Regions from separate parts of the Mus musculus genome. Here all the other regions are linked to region 1. The links are chromatin loops, found by intact Hi-C in ENCODE. Cell type or tissue: left cerebral cortex. All regions are shown on one strand.

The links. Peaks named below come from ENCODE experiments on the same cell type or tissue, not always from the same donor. Only the 100,000 strongest peaks of a DNase experiment are listed, where the experiment ranks them.
Region 2: a loop joins it to region 1, with 6 times the contacts of the local background. A loop is called at or near these places in 5 of 42 quality-filtered maps.
Region 3: it touches region 1 in a loop (22-fold over the local background); 9 of 42 quality-filtered maps call a loop at or near these places.
Region 4: it touches region 1 in a loop (4-fold over the local background); 3 of 42 quality-filtered maps call a loop at or near these places.
Region 5: a loop joins it to region 1, with 5 times the contacts of the local background. A loop is called at or near these places in 27 of 42 quality-filtered maps.

What each region holds. Positions count from the first base shown.
Region 1 is chr7:101,651,981-101,655,980 of GRCm38, forward strand. No RefSeq gene overlaps it. Among named protein-coding and RNA genes, the nearest start is that of Clpb, 9.8 kb to the right of the region's middle. In left cerebral cortex, a CTCF peak has its summit at 1,837 (motif pointing right); a DNase peak (open chromatin) is centred at 1,920; H3K4me3 peaks cover 453 bases; H3K27ac peaks cover 352 bases.
Region 2 is chr7:102,415,783-102,419,782 of GRCm38, forward strand. All of the region lies in intron 6 of Stim1 (stromal interaction molecule 1), which reads left to right. Among named protein-coding and RNA genes, the nearest start is that of Rrm1, 24 kb to the right of the region's middle. In left cerebral cortex, a CTCF peak has its summit at 1,863 (motif pointing left); a DNase peak (open chromatin) is centred at 1,849.
Region 3 is chr7:102,248,907-102,252,906 of GRCm38, forward strand. Rhog (ras homolog family member G) reads right to left here and starts at 1,212. Exons shown (of 2, transcript NM_019566.3): 1 at 1,139-1,212. In left cerebral cortex, a CTCF peak has its summit at 2,030 (motif pointing left); DNase peaks (open chromatin) are centred at 719, 1,181 and 1,919; H3K4me3 peaks cover 2,344 bases; H3K27ac peaks cover 1,966 bases.
Region 4 is chr7:101,997,214-102,001,213 of GRCm38, forward strand. Numa1 (nuclear mitotic apparatus protein 1) reads left to right here. Exons shown (of 25, transcript NM_133947.3): 13 at 862-984; 14 at 1,087-4,000. Among named protein-coding and RNA genes, the nearest start is that of Gm39061, 7.8 kb to the left of the region's middle. In left cerebral cortex, CTCF peaks have their summits at 1,483 (motif pointing right), 2,386 (motif pointing right) and 3,071; DNase peaks (open chromatin) are centred at 1,494 and 3,969; H3K27ac peaks cover 2,491 bases.
Region 5 is chr7:102,077,167-102,081,166 of GRCm38, forward strand. Xntrpc (Xndc1-transient receptor potential cation channel, subfamily C, member 2 readthrough) reads left to right here. Exons shown (of 22, transcript NR_104582.1): 5 at 583-761; 6 at 1,567-1,652; 7 at 1,839-2,011; 8 at 3,363-3,438. Xndc1 (Xrcc1 N-terminal domain containing 1) reads left to right here. Exons shown (of 11, transcript NM_001286689.1): 6 at 583-761; 7 at 1,567-1,652; 8 at 1,839-2,011; 9 at 3,363-3,438. Among named protein-coding and RNA genes, the nearest start is that of Trpc2, 3.9 kb to the right of the region's middle. In left cerebral cortex, a CTCF peak has its summit at 1,526 (motif pointing left); a DNase peak (open chromatin) is centred at 1,541.

The DNA of each region.
Region 1 (4,000 bases):
TAGGACCTCTCACTATCCTCTGAACGCAACACTCTACTCTACACTAATCTGGAAAGCAAGATCTTGTGTTTCACCAACGCTGTGTCTGCTCCAATCTCCCAGAACCCAACAGTAGCCAGCTCAGAGTGTACTAGAAAATTGATCAATAAAGGACCAGTGCGCAGGGTTTTGGTAGTTGTGGTACTATGCTAACAGGTTCTCCTGACCAAGGACTTGCTACCCACAGTCAGAGTGTAGTCCAGGGACAAAATAAATGCCGGCGTTTTCAGTGAGTAACTGAGCAGGCAGGGCATCCAAAGACTACATCATTTCAGTCTGACCTGGGCCACTCTTACAGCTCTGGGTGGGCTAAGTCTGCTTCACCATTCATTGTCTTCCCTTGCCCAATCTTGCTTCCTCTTCCCTGCCCAGAGGCTGAAGCCTGTGATATTTACCAACAAGATTGGGCTTTGTGGCTTGATTAGTAAATCATCAGGGGATGTCATTGATGATGGTATTTTCAAAATCGATTAGATTGTGAAGACTCTGACCTAATGAAGGGATTAGCCCCTTGATGGAGCTGTAATACGATGGTGTCACTGGGAGTTGGTGGAAGCCAAGAGGCAGAGCCCTACTTAGAGGAGGTAGGTGATTAGAGGCAGGCCCTGATCTGTTCCTCTAGTCCCATTTCTCTACTTCTTGTCTGCCCTCACACACTCCTGCTACTGTCATGTTTCTGCCCAAGTACATAGTCCAAGTGACCAAGGACTGAGTCCTTTAAAAACATCAGAAGAAACAAATTCCCTCTCCCCCTTGCTTATTTTTAAAAAGTATTTAGTAGTAGTAGTAGTATATGTGTATGACAGACAGAGACAGAGACAGAGAGACAGACACACACACACACACACACACACACACAGAGGGAGAATAGAGATAGGGATATCATGTCACAACACACATGTGGAGGTCAGAGGTCAACTGTCAAGAATCAATTCTTTTCTTCTATCAAGGCTTTGAAGATTGAATAGGAAAGTGCTTTGATTTGCTGAGCCTTCTCTCTTGTGTGTGATGTGTTGAGCAGCAGGCACAGGCCAGAGAACAGAGCAAGATGTTCATGGTCAGAATAAGAGGAAGCACTGGGTTCAAATTTAGCCTTGGCTTCAATGCCTAAAGTCCGTAACTGGGAAATTGCTTAGAGAACCTAATAACCTGCCTGACCTGCTGGGCTGAGCTATTTTCTTACCCTATAGCCTATCTACTTCACACTTGGGGTTCAAGGAACACTGGGGGTTCTCTAGAGGAACAGAACGGATAGTAAATACTTCCTTCCTGGAGGCCTTCCCTGACACTCAGCCTCCATGGTCTCCCAGAGAAAGCTGAGCTGTCTCCATGGCGACTCAACACTGTATCAGTGTTGTCTGGTGATTGCAGCAAAGCTCTCCTATCTTATTCATGACATAGCTTCAGTTTTTACATGCTCTCTGGGGCTCCATAAATGAGGATAAATATTATCCAAAGTTTGTAAGTTTTGTTTGTTTGTTTGTTTGGTTGGTTGGTTGTTTGGTTGTTTGGTTGGTTGGTTTGAGACAAGGCTTTTCTACATAGTCTTGGCTGTCTCGGAATTCACTATGAAGACCAGGCTGCCCTCAAACTCACAGTGATCACCTTGACTCTGCTTCCAGAGTGCTGGGATTAAAGACATGTGCCATCACACCCTGAAAAAACAGTGTAAGCTTTAAATGTTGGCAAAAGTCTAAGATGGATACTCAGCACATATTTACTGAGAGGCATGGAACAGAGTGGAATGGACAAAATTCTGATTTTAGAGGTATCCAGCTGTATTAACACAGAAGTCCACAAGATGTCAGTGTTTCTACACAAAGAAAATACTGATTGCCAGTTTGGATGTTACTGAAAGCATTTTCCCTCATTTGGTTAGAGAGCTTATATAATACACATGTGCGAGCGCGTGCGTGTGTATGTGCGCGCGCACACACACACACACACACACACACACACACAGGGTGGGGGGAGAGAGAGAGCGATTTCAAGTTCACTGGAACAAGTAAACTCTCCTTTTTCTCTGCATGTCATCCTAATGTCCCAGGGGCACTGTGCCCATTGCAAGGACAACTATTTTCATCCGCCATAGTGTAATCCTAACATTTGGGAGGTAGGCGCAGGAGCATCAGGAGTTCAAGGTCATCATCCTTAAATGTGTAGACAGTGCAAGGCCAGTCTGGGCTACACAGAAATGCTATTTAAAAAAAGAAGCCCCCATTGTCTGTCCATTTCATTGTATCTTGATGTATTTAAACCAATTTCCCTGTGAATAAATATCAAACAGTAGGCTATTTTAAATATTTTATTATTAGGAATATTTGGGGAAAACAAAAAAACAACAACAACAAAAAAAAAAAACTAGGGCTGGAGAGATGGCTCAGTGGTTAAGAGCACCGACTGCTCTTCCAGAGGTTCCCGAGTTCAAATCCCAGCAACCACATGGTGGCTCACAACCATCCGTAATGAAATCTGATGCCCTCTTCTGAGGTGTCTGAAGACAGCTACAGTGTACTTACATATAATAAATAAATAAATCTTAAAAAAAAAAGAAAAGAAAGTTTAAAAAAAAAAAACTAGGCACAGTGACTTTAGTCCTAGCTCTAGCACTGGGAGGCAGAGACAGGGAGTCTCTGTGAGTTGGAGGCCAGCCTGATCTACATAATGAGTTCTAGGACAATCAGAGTTACATAGTGAGACTTGTCTTGGCAAAAGAAAGGAAGGAAGGAAGGAAGGAAGGAAGGAAGGAAGGAAGGAAGGAAAGAAGGAAAGAAGGGAAAGGGAAAAGAAAGGGAAAAGGAAAGAAGGAAAGAAAGAAAACCAAAAAGAAATATATATTTTTTTAATTCCTTATTTTATGGATGTGTTAGTGCAGCTATAATTTAAATTCCAATGTTTTGCTGTGGTGTCTTAGCCTACTACCGAGTTTCTTTCTTTTACACTCTCACCAGTGAGTGTCCTTTTCTTCACAAGCTTGTTACACAGTTATTTTATACATAGAGAGTGTTTTTACACACAGGCCATGCAGCTGCTGTAACAGGCCTCCAGCCCTTCGGAGTCCCCGAGACCTTGCACAAGGGATGCCAATGATGCAAGAACAGTTCAGGCCATGAAACTCAGCAGGCAGACAGCACCACCTGCCAGAACCCTGGAACTCCATCAAAGGTCTGGAAAGGTCGTTGAATGTGCTAACCTTGCTGTTGGCCTCTGTAGTTCTGCTTCTGGCTAACTGTTCTTATTATCTGAAGTATGTCAACCCAGAATATGTTTGGGTTTTGTTTTGTTTTGTTTTTTGTTTTTGTGCTAAAAAGCTCATCCTGAGAAAGGCTTAGTGTGATACTGGGGTCCTAAACACCATTGTAGTCGCCAGTTGGCTAACAGAGACTTTATATTGGTTTACAGCCGTGTCCAAGCAGTCTTCTCTGGTGGATGCCCCACAACACTACAATATATATTATATATATTTCCCAATATGAAAATTGAACTATGTCACATTTTTATGGTTTTTTAAAATAGTGTCATTGAAATACATTCATTTCATACAATACATTTCACATCCAAGGTCTAGAGATGGATCAGTGGCTCAGGGGTTAAGAGCACTTGCTGCTCTTGCAGAGGACCCAGATTCTATTCCCAGTACATGGTGGGTCACAGCTGCCTGTATCCGTCATCTCCAGAGGATCTGATATCTTCTTCCAGCCCCTGGACCTCGCTTCATACACCCACATACATATATGTAATAAAAAATAAAATTCAAAGTCTTTCAAAATAAAATGAGTTTCGCATTGAAAGTGTAAATATTGAGGCCAGTCAGGTGGCTCAGCAGGTAGATGAGCTCGTGTGCAGGCCTGAGAACCTGAGAGCAATATCTAGAGCCCAGGAAGTGGTAAGAGAGAACCGGTTCGTCTGAACTCCACATGAGCACTAGGGCACATGTACACCTGTGCTCACAGATACCATA
Region 2 (4,000 bases), 760 kb after region 1:
TCATAAAGGCTATACCATCCTTTTAGAACTGTTTTGAGTTCCTAGCTTCCTGGTGTCCAATTCAGTTGCCCTGGGTAGATACTCCTCTTGAGAGGAACTTTTATTCTATTTTATTTAAAACCAACCAAAACAACCCCCCACCTTTTTCTCTCTAAGCCTGAAAGGGAGAAATGCATAGCTGCCAGAGGTGTAGAGCCTCCCTGGCAGGGGGCTCGTTAAGATCATTCTGCTTGGTCTCCTACATCTTGATCGCTTCCTTTCTCATGTAAACGGATACAGCTAACTGTTTCCCATGGCTCCCAAAGAAACCTAACAAACCTAGCTAGCCGTCATGGTGCCACATGTCTGTAATCCTAGCATTTTGGAGATGGAGGCAGAAGAATCAAGAGCACAAGGTTATTCTAGACTACTAACGTGTTTGAGACTGGGCTACATAAGACTGTTTCAAAAAGAAAACGAAAAGGGCTGAGAATATTGTTGATATTAGTTGACAGAGTACATGCCTAACATATGCCAAACTCCACTTAAAACTGGACTTAGAGGTCTGCCTGGAAGGTACTTTAGCCAGTAAAGGTGCAGCCAAACTGATAGGCTAAGTTTAGTTCCAGAACCCACATGTTGGAAGAAGAGGGCTGCTGAGCCATTTCTCCAACCCTGAGCTCTGAGTTTTGACACTCTCCAGCAGCAGCAGCAGCAGCTTCAACAGATTCATTTCTATGAGCTTTTAGAGAGCAAGAGCAGTTTGATTTCTAAGCTGATTCATGGTTACTTTGCTTTTGTGCCCTTTGCCAACTAGGGGCTAACTGCTGCTGTCTAAACAATTCCCATACTTCATTTATCTGAAAAACATGCACTGTTTTCATTCCAAAGACAAAAGAATCTAAGCAAGAGGCATTCCAAGTTTGGGGATAAAACTTAAGCTTCCAGCCCTCCCTGCTCTCCTAATCCTCCTGAGCTTAATGACCCCTGTAGCACCAAGCAACAGACAGACCCCCCACCCCCCAGGACTTGTGCATACACACACAAGCCCTTCTCTGACAGAGTACAGAGGCCACATGCCACTTTGTCCCTCATATCTCTAGAAATGCACAGCAAGATACTGTTATCATGAAGTTTTGGTGTGAGTTAATGTAACAGTGCATATACATTACAACTAGGATTTCACTGGTTTCAAAATAATTCTTTGAGTCAAGCAAGATTTGTTTCCGGGCTGGTGAGATGGCTCAGTGGGTAAGAGCACCCGACTGCTCTTCCAAAGGTCCAGAGTTCAAATCCCAGCAACCACATGGTGGCTCACAACCATCTGTAACAAGATCTGATGTCCTCTTCTGGAGTGTCTGAAGACAGCTGCAGTGTACTTACATATAATAAATAAATAAATCTTTAAAAAAAAAAAAAAAAAAAGAAATGACTCTTAAAAAAAAAAAAAAAAAAAAAAGAATTTTGTTTCCTTCTTGCTATGAAGAAGCAGGTGAAATGTCCCTAGTCACACAAGTGTTGGAGCCACAGTCATGAGATTTCAGTCGGGCTGCTTAATTTTCTTCCTTATTGATTGGTTGCTTTGAGCAGGACAGTGCTTAATTGTACATTTATTTACTCATTTCTCCACATAATATTATATATTGATCTCTGTCTTTACTACATAGTAGGTCCACTTTTCTGTAATAGAAGGGTGTGGTAATACTGGCTTTTTCAGGAGAGACTGTATTGAAAGCAACAGCATTTCAGTGAAGAATTGACTCTCTGGTGGTACAGCTTCTTGCAGTTGGGTCATGGGACAGTAGACATCAGCAAGACTGGAGATGGGGGAAATGGCACCTCTGATGTTTTTGTTAGCTGTGCATGTATCGCCATCTGGCGTCCATTCTAAGGAAAAGCAACTCCTTCTCCAAGGGCACAGTAGGTAGAAAATTGTTTGTGTTGCAGCACTGCTGGTAGCCCACTGTTTATTCTTACCAGCGCCGTGGCCACAGACAAGTCTGATGTGCCTTTTAGTCATCCATTTTCTCTGTTGATTTTTAGCCAAGGGTGACTGAATTCATCTTCCTGCCTCTACCTTCTGAGTGTTGGGTTTATTCATCACCAGATATTCATCGCCTGATATTTTCTTTTTAACTAAATAGACAGTATCCCCAAGGGGGCTTTTAATTCTATTGTCTATATTTTCTCTTTCTTTTTACTACTTTTGGTGATGATAGTGATGTCTCACTGGCTAGCCTGGATCTTGGATATAGACCAGGTTCGTCTTGAACTTCATTGATCTTCATGTCTCTACCTCTTAAGTGACTACAAGCACATGCCACCACATCTGGCCTTTCTCTACCTCAATTCTAAACACTATCTCTCTTTTCTTTTCCTTTCTTTCTTTCTTTTAAATGGTGTTTCATTGTATAGCCCTAGCTGGTCTGGAACTCACAGAGATTTACCTACCTCTACTCCAGAATGCTGGAATTAAAGGTGTACGCCACCATGCCCAGCTTTTTTCTTTTAAAAATATTTTATTACATACATTTATCTCTCTCTCTCTCTGTGTGTGCACGTGCTGGAGGAAGTGAATATAAACCATGGTGTGGGTATACAGGTCAGAAGATAACATACCAGAGTCTGTTCTCTCATTCTACCATATGCGGCCTTGATATCATTCAGTTATGCTTGGTAGCAAATACCTTTACCACTGAGCTACCTTACTGGCCTCTTCCTTCCTTCTTCCTTTTCTTTTTCCTTTCACATCCCCCTTCCATCCTCGTCTCTGACTTTCCACCCTCTCCTTTCTCACCTTCCCCTCATTTGGACCAAACCCAGTACCTCACTCAGGCTAATCCAGCATTCTAAATCTCTTCTCCTTTCCATTATCCCCATGTCCTAGTTCCTGATAACTTGATGGTTCCTATTAACTTAAGAAGACCAGGCAAGGGCTGGTGAGATGACTCAGGGGTTAAGAGCACTGACTGCTCTTCCAAAGGTCCTGAGTTCAAATCCCAGCAACCACATGGTGGCTCACAAACATCTGTAACAAAAATCTGATGCCCTCTTCTGGTGTGTCTGAAGACAGCTACAGTGTACACACATATGATTAAAAAAAAATCTTAAAAAAAAAAAAAAAGACCAGGCAACAGCTTAGTTCTTTCCCATCTCAGGGCAATTAGTAAACTCTTTCCCTTGGGTCTTGTCTTAGATAGCATTACTATTGCTGTGATAAAACACTGTGGCTAACTGAAACTTGGGAGGAAAGGGTCTATTTGGCTTACACTTCCACTCACTGTTCATCATCAAAAGCAGTGACAGCGGGAGCTGATGCAGAGGCCATGAACAGGTACTGCTTACTGCTTGCTCTGCATGGCTTGCTCAGCCTGCTCTCTTTCCTCTTCTCTTCTCTTCTCTTCTCTTCTCTTCTCTTCTCTTCTCTTCTCTTCTCTTCTCTTCTCTTCTCTTCCTTTCCTTTTCTTAAAACATGTTTATTCATTTATTTATTTATTATATGTAAGTACACTAGAGCTGTCTTCAGACACTCCAGAAGAGGGCATCAGATTTCGTTACGGATGGTTGTGAGCCACCATGTGGTTTCCGGGATTTGAACTCAGGACCTTTGGAAGAGCAGTCAGTGCTCTTAACTGCTGAGCCATCTCACCAGCCCTTCTTTTCTTTTCTATTCTTTTCTTTTCTTTTCTTTTCTTTTCTTTCCTTTTCTCTTCTCTTCTTTCCTTTCCTTTTCTCTTCTTTCCTTTCCTTTTCTTTTCTTTTCTTTTTCCTTTCCTTTCCTTTTCTCTTCTTTCCTTTCCTTTTCTTTTCTTTTCTTTTTCCTTTCCTTTCCTTTTCTCTTCTTTCCTTTCCTTTTCTTTATTTCCTTCCTTTTTTCTTTTTCTCTTTCTTCTTTTCTTTTCTTTTCTTTTCTTTTCTTTTCTTTCCTTTTCTTTTCTTTCTTTCTTCTCTCTCTCTCTCTCTCTTTTTTTTTTGAGATAAGGTTCCTCCAGGTAGCCCTGTTTGTCCTGTACTCACTTGC
Region 3 (4,000 bases), 600 kb after region 1:
AAACTTGCATGTTCACGGGCGTGTGCACATGTTTAATCATCTCCATCATCGGGAGGTTGCAGCCAGCATCTCTAAGCTAAAGACGTTTGAAAAAGGCTCTCAAACTCAGCAAGTTTAAAGCAGTTTCTGACACCAAAGCTAGATTACAGACCAAGGGAAGGAGACGGACTGAGGGCGGCAGGGAAGATAGAAACAAAATGGGGAGATATGTGTGTGGTAGTCAGAGGCTGAACAACAGGCAGGGCAGGGTAAATGCGAGATCAGGGCCTGGGTACATCTATGTGGTTGGGGGAAGAGCCGGAAGGAGGCGAATGTGGTCGACACTATGGCGAATGTGGAAGACAGTATGGGGAGTTCAGGTGAGGGAGAAGACGTTAAGAGCTCTCAATCATTACCGAAAGCCAGTACTCCAGCTGCCTCTCAAAGTCATGGAAGTTGTCAGTGACTATCGGTATAGTGGCCCTTTCCTTCCTCAGTTTATCCTCAAAATAAAAAAGGCCAGATTGAGTCTGATAGACACAACAGACGTGTTCACTAAATACCCGCTGTTGTATGGGACAGGAATAAAGAGGTTGGCTCAGAAAAATACAGAGAGGGAATGGGGATTCCCCCACCGAGTCCTCAGCAGCAACAGTGTAGCAGCTATGGACTGGCTCCGACCTTCCCGGGTGAGACTTCAGAGGCCTCAGACACCGCCCCCCACCCCCAACCCCAGCCTCACAAATGTCACAACTGCAGAGCAGAGAGCGCGCCTTCTGCAGCCCAGAGGCCCTTTCCTTTCACACACTACTGAACAGCCCCACAACTTCTGAGGGCACCCCACCGCAGAGTCCCAGCCTCACAGCTCAGCGCTTTCCCACTTCCGAGCCTCTCACGGTTCGGATCTCAGTGGTCCCTCGCGGACAGCAGGAGCTCGCGCTGTCCCTCGGATCCCACCCTCAACCCGGCCACCAGCGATCGGGTCGCGGTGGCCGCTGTCCCCGCCCGGCCTGCCGCGCCCGCCCAACTTGCAGTGAACGAAAACCTCCCGCCCTCGGCCTCCCTCCTGCAAACTTCCCGGCTCCCGGGTACCCAGTCCGGGCCAGCTTGAACTCCTCTTCCCAGGACCCCTGCCCGACGGGCTCGACCCGGGCCTCACCTGGTGCCCTCCCCGCGGCGGGGGAGCTGGGGGCGGCGGCGGCGGCTCTGGGCTCAAGAAGGAAGTGAGAACTGGAGGCCGGAGGAAGTGGGGGGGTGGGGGCCGGGCCGGCAGGGCCGGGGCGGGGCGCGGGGGCGGGCCGGCCGGGGCGGGGCGGACTAGGAAGTCGGAGGCCTCCCCCACCCTCCAGCCTCGGGTTTTCTGCAAGCTTTGCCCTCCGCACAGTCCCGCACACCCTGCTTCTCTCCACTCTTCGCCCCGTGAGCCCTGAGACCCCTTGAGTCTGGCCTCTCAAGGTCAGGTCTCCCCGCTTTCACTTGGCATCTCCCCCCCACCCCCCAGCAGGGGCCCTAAGCTAGGCGCTGGGCATTTGTTCTCTTCCTAGTATCTCACTCCCCGCCCCGCAGCCTCCGCGGGAAGGCTGAGAAATGCCTTCCGCTCAGCCCGGGAATCTAGAGGTAGCCGCGGCTGGCTAGGGGTTAGCCGGAATGGGTCAGGCTGGGGCAGTCCCCACCCCTGCCCTGAGCCTTGGGAGAATGCTGGGTGGTGGTGATTCAGCAGTGGGAAGGTCCCAGACCCCTGGGGAGGGTGGGGAGACAGAGGTGGGGGGAGGGCAGCTGCCGTCAGCACCCCGGGAAAAGACGTGATCAGCAGAGATGCAGGCGGAGCCGCGCGGGCCCCCAAAACAGGATGTCGTGTCGTGGTTCCGCACCTCGCAGCTCCGCGGGGCCCTGGGGAGGGGGCGGGGCGTGGGAAGACGTGGGGCTCTTCTTGTTCCCTGATCTCGCCCTGGCGCGCGGCTGTTTGGAGCGGTAGGACCGCGCCCAGGCCTGAGGTCCGGCTTGGGCCCTGGAGACCGGCGAGTGGACGGCCTCGAGGGCGCCCTCTGGTGCTTCTAACCCAGGCCTTGGGCGCAGTTTTCCTGGAGAATCCACAGTCTTGATTCTTTTAACAACTTTCTGGGTGCTCTACCACGTGCAGAGCTCCGCAAGGTACAGTGAAAACAACACAAGATAAACACCCCGTCTTACAGAGGACCTCCAAATAAAGTGGATCAGGTCTGACAGGTAGTTTAATGTTTCCAAGTATCAGTTTTTTGTTTTGTTTTGTTTTGGTAAAATCAACAAAAAAAATTTCTCCACCCAGAGGATGTGAAGATTACAGAATAGGTATCCGTGCTGTGGTACTGTATAGAAAGTCAAGTTAGGACAATCAAACTCAGGCTGGTCAGTGACTGACTAAACGAGTGTTCTCAGATTCCAGAAGCCTGTTCTCATCGCACAGGCAGTTTGTGGACCCCTTACTTCTTCTTTGGCCCTTAGGCAAATTCCTCCCAATGGGAAGAGAATAAATTGGAGGGGCTAGGGGAAATTTGGGAGGGCAGAACTAGTGTTTGGTATTTAATGGGAAGAGGTTTGTGAGTCCCAAAAATAACAGGGTCCTTAAGTGAGGTTTGTAAATCCCCAAAATAACAGGATCAGATTCAAGTGACTTCAATGAAGCTATTAAAAATACGTTCCAAGCCAGGTGTGGTAGCACGTTTGTAATCTCAGCATTCCAGAGGTGGAGGCAGGAGGTTCAGAAGTTCGAGGCCAGCCTGGACTATATAAGACCTTACCTACCTTAATAAATAAAAAGTTCCCGAGTTCAAGGCCAGCCTGGTCTACATTCCAGGACAGCCAAGGCTACACAAAGAAACCTGGTCTAAAAAAAACAAAACAAACAAACAAACAAAAAAACAAAAAACAAGCAAACAAACAAACAAAAGCCCAAACAAAAAAAAGAAAAACCTGAAAAAAAATTGAAAATTAGGCTCAGTGATAGATAGCATGCTTGCTTATCATGTGTTTAGGCCTGTACCCCAACACCACAAGCAATAGCATGTTTGTTTGAGAATCAATTGAGGGGCATCGTGGTAGGAACAGGGTGGAAAGAACATGGGGTAAAAATAGATTGAAAGACTGGGTTGGCAACCTGGGATCACACTCTGTCTCCTGAGCTCTGAATGCCTTGGGTTTGCCTCACCTTTGTCCAGGAGGGAGAACTTTCTCAGATATCTGTCTGATGGAATATAGAACTATTCGATCTGAAGCATCCAGTGGAGGAGTTAAAAATCCTAGGACTAAGTTTCAGAAGACCCTGAACTCTGGACTCTGCCAGTCAGACTAGAACAATCTTAGGCCACGACCTTACCCATTTCTGAGTCTCAGCTTCCCCCACTGGAAAACAAGGGGTTGGAGCAGATGATACCCTTTGGCTCTGACCTTCTGTGATGCACTCTTGAGAATAATAATTAAGTAATTGAAGTTTATGCATGTAGCATATTGCTCATAGTTCCTTAATATCACTTAGGTCATCCTGTTTTGAGATCTAGTAAATTGTATCTGTGTCTAATGTCTGTCTCCTCTACCAACTGCTAAGTCCTTTGAGGTTGAATCTGATTCATCTCTGTGTCCACCCACTGGGCCTGGCACAGGCAGGTCTGAGCACACATTTGTGTTCAGTAAACATCTGTGGAATGAAATTGCTTCAATAAATCACTAATATGTGTACGGTCATCGGCATCCAGATGATTTGGAGCCACTTTGGAGTCACAGATGTGAGAAGGGTCAATAAGGCAGGATAGACAGGATAGGCAGAAAGGTGGAGCCATATGGAAAGACTTCTTAGAGGAGGAGAATCTAAACTGAAGAAAGTTCATGCCATAGTCTTTTTCTTAGTCTTTCATGAGCTTTCCTAACCAGGTGAGTTTGTGTAAGTGGTATATGTCATAAGTTTACAGACAACTGAGGTACCCACAGAACCTGGATATTTAGAAATAACAGAACATAGGGAAGTTGTTTATTTGTTTTTGTTTTTTGT
Region 4 (4,000 bases), 350 kb after region 1:
TCTCTACTCTTTTTCTCCTGTGTGCCAGAGTTGTAAGATTCTGCCACAATTATTTGTTAAAATTTTAAGACTCTTCTTGGTATCTTGTTTGGAGCTCAAAAGGTTTTGGGTTTGGGATTGTTGGATTCCAGATTTCAGACTTGGGGTGCCCAATCTGCATTACCGTTGTTACTAAGAGCCCAGCTCTGCTACTTCCTAACCTAGTAGCTCTTGGGCCTATCACTTAGAGTCTGGAATCATGAGTGGTTTTTTTGTTTTTTTGTTTTGTTTTTTTTGTTTTTTGGTTTTTCGAGACAGGGTTTCTCTGTGTAGCCCTGGCTGTCCTGGAACTCCCTCTGTAGACCAGGCTGGCCTCGAACTCAGAAATTCGCCTGCCTCTGCCTCCCAAGTGCTGGGATTAAAGAGCATGTTACTTTGTGCCCACAGTTGAGGGGGAGTTGATGTCAGGCTGGGGCAGATGAGGCTAGGCTGGCTTGATGCCTGGGGTTGTTTTTTAAGCATTTGGGTAGTATCTGAGTCAAGGTTTGTCTGAGGAAGGCTACATGGTATGTAGGCTTTGTATATTTTGACTTAAATTTATGAATGTAATTGGGAGTAGAAAGTCAAGTTCTCAAAAAGTCCAGACCTGTGGTTTCTGTTGATATGCATGCAGGGTCTGGTGAGCACAGGTTGGTTTTTGAACTCTTCATTTTCAAGTCTCAGTTTCTTGAGTTTTGGGGAGCCCTTACTCCCAGCTCAGACCCATGGTTTCTGAGAATTTTCTTCTGAGCCAGGGCAAAGGAAAATCTAGGGGACAAGATAATTGAGTCTCTGGTGACTGTTCTTCGTGTCTGTTTACACGGGTCTCTTGCTTACTCCAAGAAATGTCTTGAAGAGAAGAATGAAATTCTTCAGGGAAAGCTTTCCCAGCTGGAAGATCAAGCAACTCGGCTGCAGGAGAGCCCAGCCCCGGAGAAGGGTGAGGTGCTAGGAGACGCCTTGCAGGTAGGAAAATACAGACAGACAGACAGTAAGGCCATCTGATAGGGTTGATTCTTGGTGTTCTCTGATAGGGTTGATCCCCATTTTGTCTCTTTATCCCAACAGCTGGACACTCTAAAGCAAGAGGCAGCCAAACTTGCCACAGACAACACCCAGCTCCAAACCCGCGTAGAGACACTGGAGTGTGAACGTGGCAAGCAGGAAGCCCAGCTGCTTGCTGAACGGAGCCGCTTTGAAGACGAAAAGCAGCAGCTGGCCAGCTTGATTGCTGACCTTCAGAGCTCCGTCTCTAACCTCAGCCAGGCCAAAGAGGAGTTAGAGCAAGCCTCCCAGGCCCAAGGGGCTCAGCTCACTGCCCAGTTGACCTCTATGACAGGGCTCAATGCCACCCTGCAGCAGCGAGATCAAGAGCTGGCCAGTCTGAAAGAACAGGCCAAAAAGGAACAGGCTCAGATGCTACAGACCATGCAAGAGCAAGAACAGGCTGCCCAGGGCCTCCGCCAGCAGGTGGAGCAGCTGAGCAGCAGCCTGAAGCTGAAGGAGCAGCAATTAGAAGAGGCAGCCAAGGAGCAGGAGGCAACCAGACAGGATCACGCCCAGCAACTGGCCATCGTTGCTGAGGCTCGAGAGGCCTCTCTAAGGGAACGGGATACTGCTCGCCAGCAGCTAGAAACAGTGGAGAAGGAGAAGGATGCCAAGCTAGAGAGTCTGCAGCAGCAACTTCAGGCTGCCAATGATGCTAGGGACAATGCGCAGACCTCGGTCACACAGGCTCAGCAGGAAAAGGCAGAGCTGAGCCAAAAGATAGGAGAGCTTCATGCCTGCATTGAAGCTTCCCACCAGGAACAGCGTCAGGTTCAAGCTCGTGTGACAGAGCTAGAAGCCCAGCTGAAAGCTGAGCAGCAAAAAACAACTGAGCGAGAAAAGGTGGTTCAGGAGAAGGCCCAGCTCCAGGAGCAGCTCCGGGCCCTTGAGGAGTCTTTGAAGATTACCAAAGGCAGCCTTGAAGAAGAGAAACGCAGGGCTGCAGATGCCCTGAAGGAGCAGCAGTGCCGTGCCACTGAGATGGAGGCAGAGTCTCGAAGCCTGATGGAGCAGCGGGAGCGGGAACAGAAGGAGTTAGAGCAAGAGAAGGCTGGGCGAAAGGGGCTGGAGGCCCGGATACAGCAGCTTGAAGAGGCTCATCAGGCTGAGACTGAAGCCTTGCGGCATGAGCTGGCAGAGGCCACAGCTTCCCAGCACAGAGCTGAGAGTGAGTGTGAGCGGCTCATCAGAGAGGTTGAGAGCCGGCAGAAGCGGTTTGAAGCTAGACAGCAAGAGGAGGCAAGGTACGGTGCCATGTTCCAGGAACAGCTGATGGCTTTGAAAGGGGAGAAGACTGGCCAAGAGGTCCAGGAGGAGGCAGTAGAGATCCACAGTGAAGGCCAGCCAGGCCAGCAGCAGAGTCAGCTAGCCCAGCTTCATGCCAGTCTGGCCAAAGCCATCCAGCAGGTCCAGGAGAAGGAAGTGAGAGCACAGAAGCTGGTAGATGATCTCTCAGCTCTGCAGGAGAAGATGGCTGCCACTAACAAGGAGGTGGCCTGTCTGAAGACCTTGGTGCTCAAGGCAGGTGAGCAGCAGGAAACAGCCTCACTTGAGCTGCTCAAAGAGCCCCCGAGAGCTGCAAACAGAGCGTCTGACCAGCTAGGAGAACAGCAGGGACGGCCATTCTCTAGTACACACGCAGCAGTAAAAGCTATGGAGCGTGAAGCTGAGCAGATGGGCGGTGAACTGGAGAGGCTGCGGGCAGCACTGATCAAGAGCCAGGGCCAGCAGCAAGAGGAGCGTGGGCAACAGGAGAGGGAGGTAGCACGGCTGACCCAGGAGCGGGGCCAGGCCCAGGCTGACCTGGCTCAGGAGAAGGCAGCCAAGGCAGAGCTGGAGATGCGACTGCAGAACACCCTCAATGAGCAGCGTGTGGAGTTTGCTGCCCTACAGGAAGCACTGGCCCATGCCCTGACAGAAAAGGAAGGGACAGACCAAGAGCTTGCCAAACTTCGAGGGCAGGAGGCAGCTCAAAGAACAGAGCTGAAGGAGCTTCAACAGACTTTGGAACAGCTGAAAATACAGTTAGTGAAGAAAGAAAAAGAGCACCCTGCAGGGGGTGCCAGTGGAGAAGATGCTTCTGGCCCAGGAACCCAGTCGGAGACAGCTGGAAAGACAGATGCACCAGGCCCTGAGTTGCAGGCACTTCGGGCAGAGATCAGTAAGCTAGAGCAGCAGTGTCAGCAGCAGCAGCAACAGGTGGAAGGCCTGACACACAGCCTCAAGTCTGAGCGGGCTTGCCGGGCCGAGCAAGACAAAGCCCTGGAGACACTGCAGGGCCAGTTAGAAGAGAAGGCTCGAGAGCTAGGGCATAATCAGGCTGCCTCAGCTTCAGCTCAGAGAGAGTTGCAAGCCCTCCGTGCTAAAGCCCAGGACCATAGCAAAGCTGAGGAAGAGTGGAAGGCCCAGGTAGCCCGGGGCCAGCAGGAGGCTGAAAGAAAAAGCAGTCTTATCAGCAGCTTGGAAGAGGAGGTATCCATCCTGAATCGCCAAGTCCTAGAGAAGGAAGGGGAGAGCAAGGAGTTGAAGCGCCTGGTTGTAGCTGAATCCGAGAAGAGCCAGAAGCTGGAAGAGAGGCTGCGCCTGCTTCAAGTAGAAACAGCCAGCAATAGTGCCAGGGCAGCAGAACGCAGCTCAGCTCTACGAGAGGAGGTCCAGAGCCTCCGGGAAGAGGTGGAGAAACAGCGTGTAGTTTCAGAGAACTCGCGGCAGGAGTTGGCCTCACAAGCAGAGCGAGCTGAGGAGTTGGGCCAAGAATTGAAGGCCTGGCAGGAGAAGTTTTTCCAGAAGGAGCAAGCTCTCTCTGCCCTGCAGCTGGAGCACACCAGCACACAGGCCCTGGTAAGTGAGCTGCTGCCTGCCAAGCACCTTTGTCAGCAGCTGCAAGCTGAGCAAGCGGCTGCCGAGAAGCGCTTCCGGGAGGAGCTCGAGCAGA
Region 5 (4,000 bases), 430 kb after region 1:
CCCCTGAGCAGCACAGCCTGAAGGGACGTGTACCGCTGATCTCCATTCTTCCTCTGGTTGGCATCTGCCGCGTGTTGGCCTTGACTTGGCTTGCCTTTCTTCTGATGCGGACGTTCTCCCTGCCTCCTCCTTCTCTGTTGCTCAAGCTCACACTTGCATACACACACACACACACACACACACACACACACACACACCTTCCCCTCTCCTTCTCCCTCTCTCCAGGGTCTCATGTAGCCTAAGCAAACCTGAAACTTGCTTTGCAATCAAGGCTAGCCTCTTGCCTCTATTCCCAAGTGCTGAGATGACACATGCCCGCTTTCCTCCCGCCCTCCCCCTCTCTCTCTCATTTGTAAATATTTATTTCTATTGTTCTATTTATGTAGATGGGGGGGTGGATATATGTACTTGTACCTGAGGAGGCCAGAAGAGAGTGTGGGATTCCCGGGACTAGAATTACAGGTAAACCATGTGACATGGGTGCTAGGAACTGAACTCTGGTCCTCTGCAAGAATAACGAGTGCTCTTAACTACTGAGCCCTCTCTCCAGCCCTTCCTTTTTCTCTGATGTTTTTTCTTCAGGTGATTTCCTGACTCCAGCCTCAGGAGAGTCCTGGGATCGACTTCGATTGACCTGCTCCCAACCTTTCACACGTCATCAGTCCTTTGGCCTGGCCTTCCTACGAGTGCGTTCCTCTCTGGGCTCTCTGGCTGACCCTGTAGTAGATCCCTCAGCCCCTGGGAGCTCTGGGCTTAACCAGGTATGTTCTAACTTTTCAGTTTCTAGTTAGAACCTGATACTTGATTGAAGAAAAGAGAGAGAAAGAATATAAGATTTTCTGCGTATGAACTAATGACATGGACTGATCCATGGTATGGTTAAGTGGAAGGTTTTTTTGTAGATATAAAAAAGAGAGCAGAGGCAGGCAGATTTCTGAGTTCGAGGCCGGCCTGGTCTACAAAGTGAGTTCCAGGACAGTCAGGACTACACAGAGAAACCCTGTCTCGAAAAAACAGAAAGAGAGAGAGAGAGAGAGAGAGAGAGAGAGAGAGAGAGAGAGAGAGAGAGAGAGAGAGAGAGAGAAATTCCTTTTGGTAGAGGGGACTGGCTTTACAAGCCCCTGAGCAACCACCAGAAATCCTACTAGAGTTCAGGCTGAGACCATTTCTGGATATTTGAGCTGCCAGTGCCAGGTGGAATAATGGTTTTTGTTTGTTTGTTTGTTTTGGGGTTTTTTTTGTTTTTTGTTTTTTTCGAGACAGGGTTTCTCTGTATAGCCCTGGCTGTCCTGGAACTCACTTTGTAGACCAGGCTGACCTCGAACTCAGAAATCCGCCTGCCTCTGCCTCCCGAGTGCTGGGATTAGAGGTGTATTAGTCCCTGTAGGCTGGTTTTACCCAATAGTGTGGATTCTTTTAGTTCCAGAGCCCTTCTGATCCTGACAAAACCCTGAGCATACAAAAATCACAGTGTTATAGATTGCTCACGGCAGATACAATCATGTTCGTTCCTAGGCAGCAGTGTCCCCTGCTGGTAAATCTGGGTATTCTCCATTTTCTCCTCAGAACTCTACAGATGTGCTGGAGTCTGATCCTAGGCCCTGGCTGACTAATCCTTCTATCCGGAGGACATTCTTCCCCGATCCCCAGACGTATGTACCTGCTGTTGATATTTCTCAAGGACAAGGCCATATAGCTCATGGGCACAAAAACCCATCCCGTGGTCCCCTGGTTAGTCACTTAAGGTCTAAACATGTCAGAATGGCAAACTATGTTTCATTCAAGTAAGTAGAGTAATGTCTGTATTCTGAGTGAAACCAGTTACTACGTCTCTGCAGGAGCACCAAGGAAATTTCAGAGCTCAAGGGTATGTTGAAGCAGTTGCAGCCAGGGCCTCTGGGGCGGGCAGCCCGCATGGTGCTTTCTGCTGCCCGTAAGGCCCCTCCAGCCAGTGTGGTAAGCCCAAACAACAGCCACGGAGAACCAGGTCCCAGCCGTGCAGAGAGTGCAGGTGAGGCTGCCCTTCTTCCCCGACTCTACCGCAGCGTACTGGACTAGCTCACTGGCTTCAAGTGAAGGGAAAACTGTCAGGGGAGAGAGAAATTAAATCCTACATAATGGCTGTAAGAATACTGGCCTAGGAACCAGGAACCTTTGTCTTTGCCTCTCTTTGCTCATGTTTATAGGAAAAGGGTTAAACCAAATAATAGCTCAGCCCGGTGCAGTATTAGCATTCTGTGATCATCTCAGAAAGACAACTGTGGTGAATTCCTCAAGCCCAACTCTTGGGAAGTGGAGGAAGCAGAAGGTCAATAGTCAAGATCATTCTCGGCTACAGACAGAGCTGCAGGCCACCTTGAGGAACACAAGACCCTGTGACAAAGGAAAAGGAATGTCAGCATCTCAGAGTGTCAACATCTCAGAGTGTCAGCATCTCAGAGTGTGGCGGCTATTTCATTGGTGACAAACACGAGGGAATGACAGGGCCAACCAGAAGTCACAGCTTTTTTACCCCCTTAAGATAAGATCTCTCACTACTTAGCTCTTAGCTGGCCCAGAACTCACTGGGACCTACTAGCCTCTGCCTCTCAAGTGCTGGATTAAAGGTGCATCCTAGCGTTCTGCAACCTTCTCATAGATGCCGTGCCATTTGCTAGAGACCACCTACACTCAGAGGAGCTCTCGGTACAAACAGGCAGTCGGTAATGGGGGTCATTTCAGAGGCTGTAAGAGGAGACTGAAAAGAAACCAAGCATTCGGGGATTTGGGGGTATACTGTTGATAAGGTACTGAGATTATGTAAGCCCTTTGAAATACATTCAGTGCCGTACGTACCAAGTGTGTCTGAAATTTCAAATAAGTAATTAGTGACTATTGGGTTTTGTTAACACTCACTTGACAGGCATTTAATGAATATCGCTATGTGCTAACCTCATATGGAGCCAGAGATAGCTATAATTAATAAAATAACAGTGCTCATATCTTAGTAAAGAAATGCCCGTGTCAAACAAGGAAATCTAAAGTTCATCTATAAGTACTTTGAAGGAAAAGACCATAGAATATCAAGATTTCAGTCAGAAAATCCAGGGAAAGACCTTACAGGAAAAAGTATTTCCTTATTGAATGAGCAAAAAAAAAAAAAAAAAAAAAAATTGAGCAGACAGAGAAGATAGAATATCTTGAAAGAAAAGTTAAAGTGTGGAGGCCTTCAGGAAATAGCTAGACTGTTTGATTTTGTCTTTCAAAAGAATGTCTTAACACTCATCCCAGTTGACCTTAAACCTGCTCCCAGTGCTGGGCTTACAGGCACGAGCCATCATGTCTGGGGGACAAGAAATTATTAACGAGCATTTCTAACGCAGAGCCCAGAGCAGAAGAACCAAACAGGAAGACGGCTGTGGGCAGAAGGAAGAGGAGGAAAGTGCAGGAGCCAAGGAGGTAGGCAGCCGTCCTCCCCAGCCCGCTGCTCTCCTAAGCCCTTCCCCGGTCATAGTGAGCCAGAATCAGAAGATCAGGTCACACGCACACTGCATGTGATCACAATGTACATCTTACAGCTTAGACCTGTAATCCTAGCACTCAGGAAGCTTATACATTTGACAACTAGGACTGCTGGACTAGTGGGATACACAGCAAGTTTCAGGCCAGCCTGAAATCAGTGTTTGCTGGTGTCTATGGGGACAGACAGACGAATGTGGAGTGACTGACATGCATTTGGAGTTTCCTGGGGGTTGATAGAAAACGTCCTAGAAATACTTAGTTACTCAGCTTTAATCCATGTTTCCAAAGGCTAATTTTTTTTTCTTTTTCTTGAGACAGGGTTTCTCTGTGTAGCCCTGGTTGTCCTGGAACTCACTCTGTAGACCAGGCTGGCCTCAAACTCAGAAATCCACCTGCCTCTGCCTCCCGAGTGCTAGGACCGAAGGCTAATTTATGGTATGTGTATAATCTCAGTTTTAAAATTGAAAAACTGCTAGGCATGATGGCATACGCCTTTAAT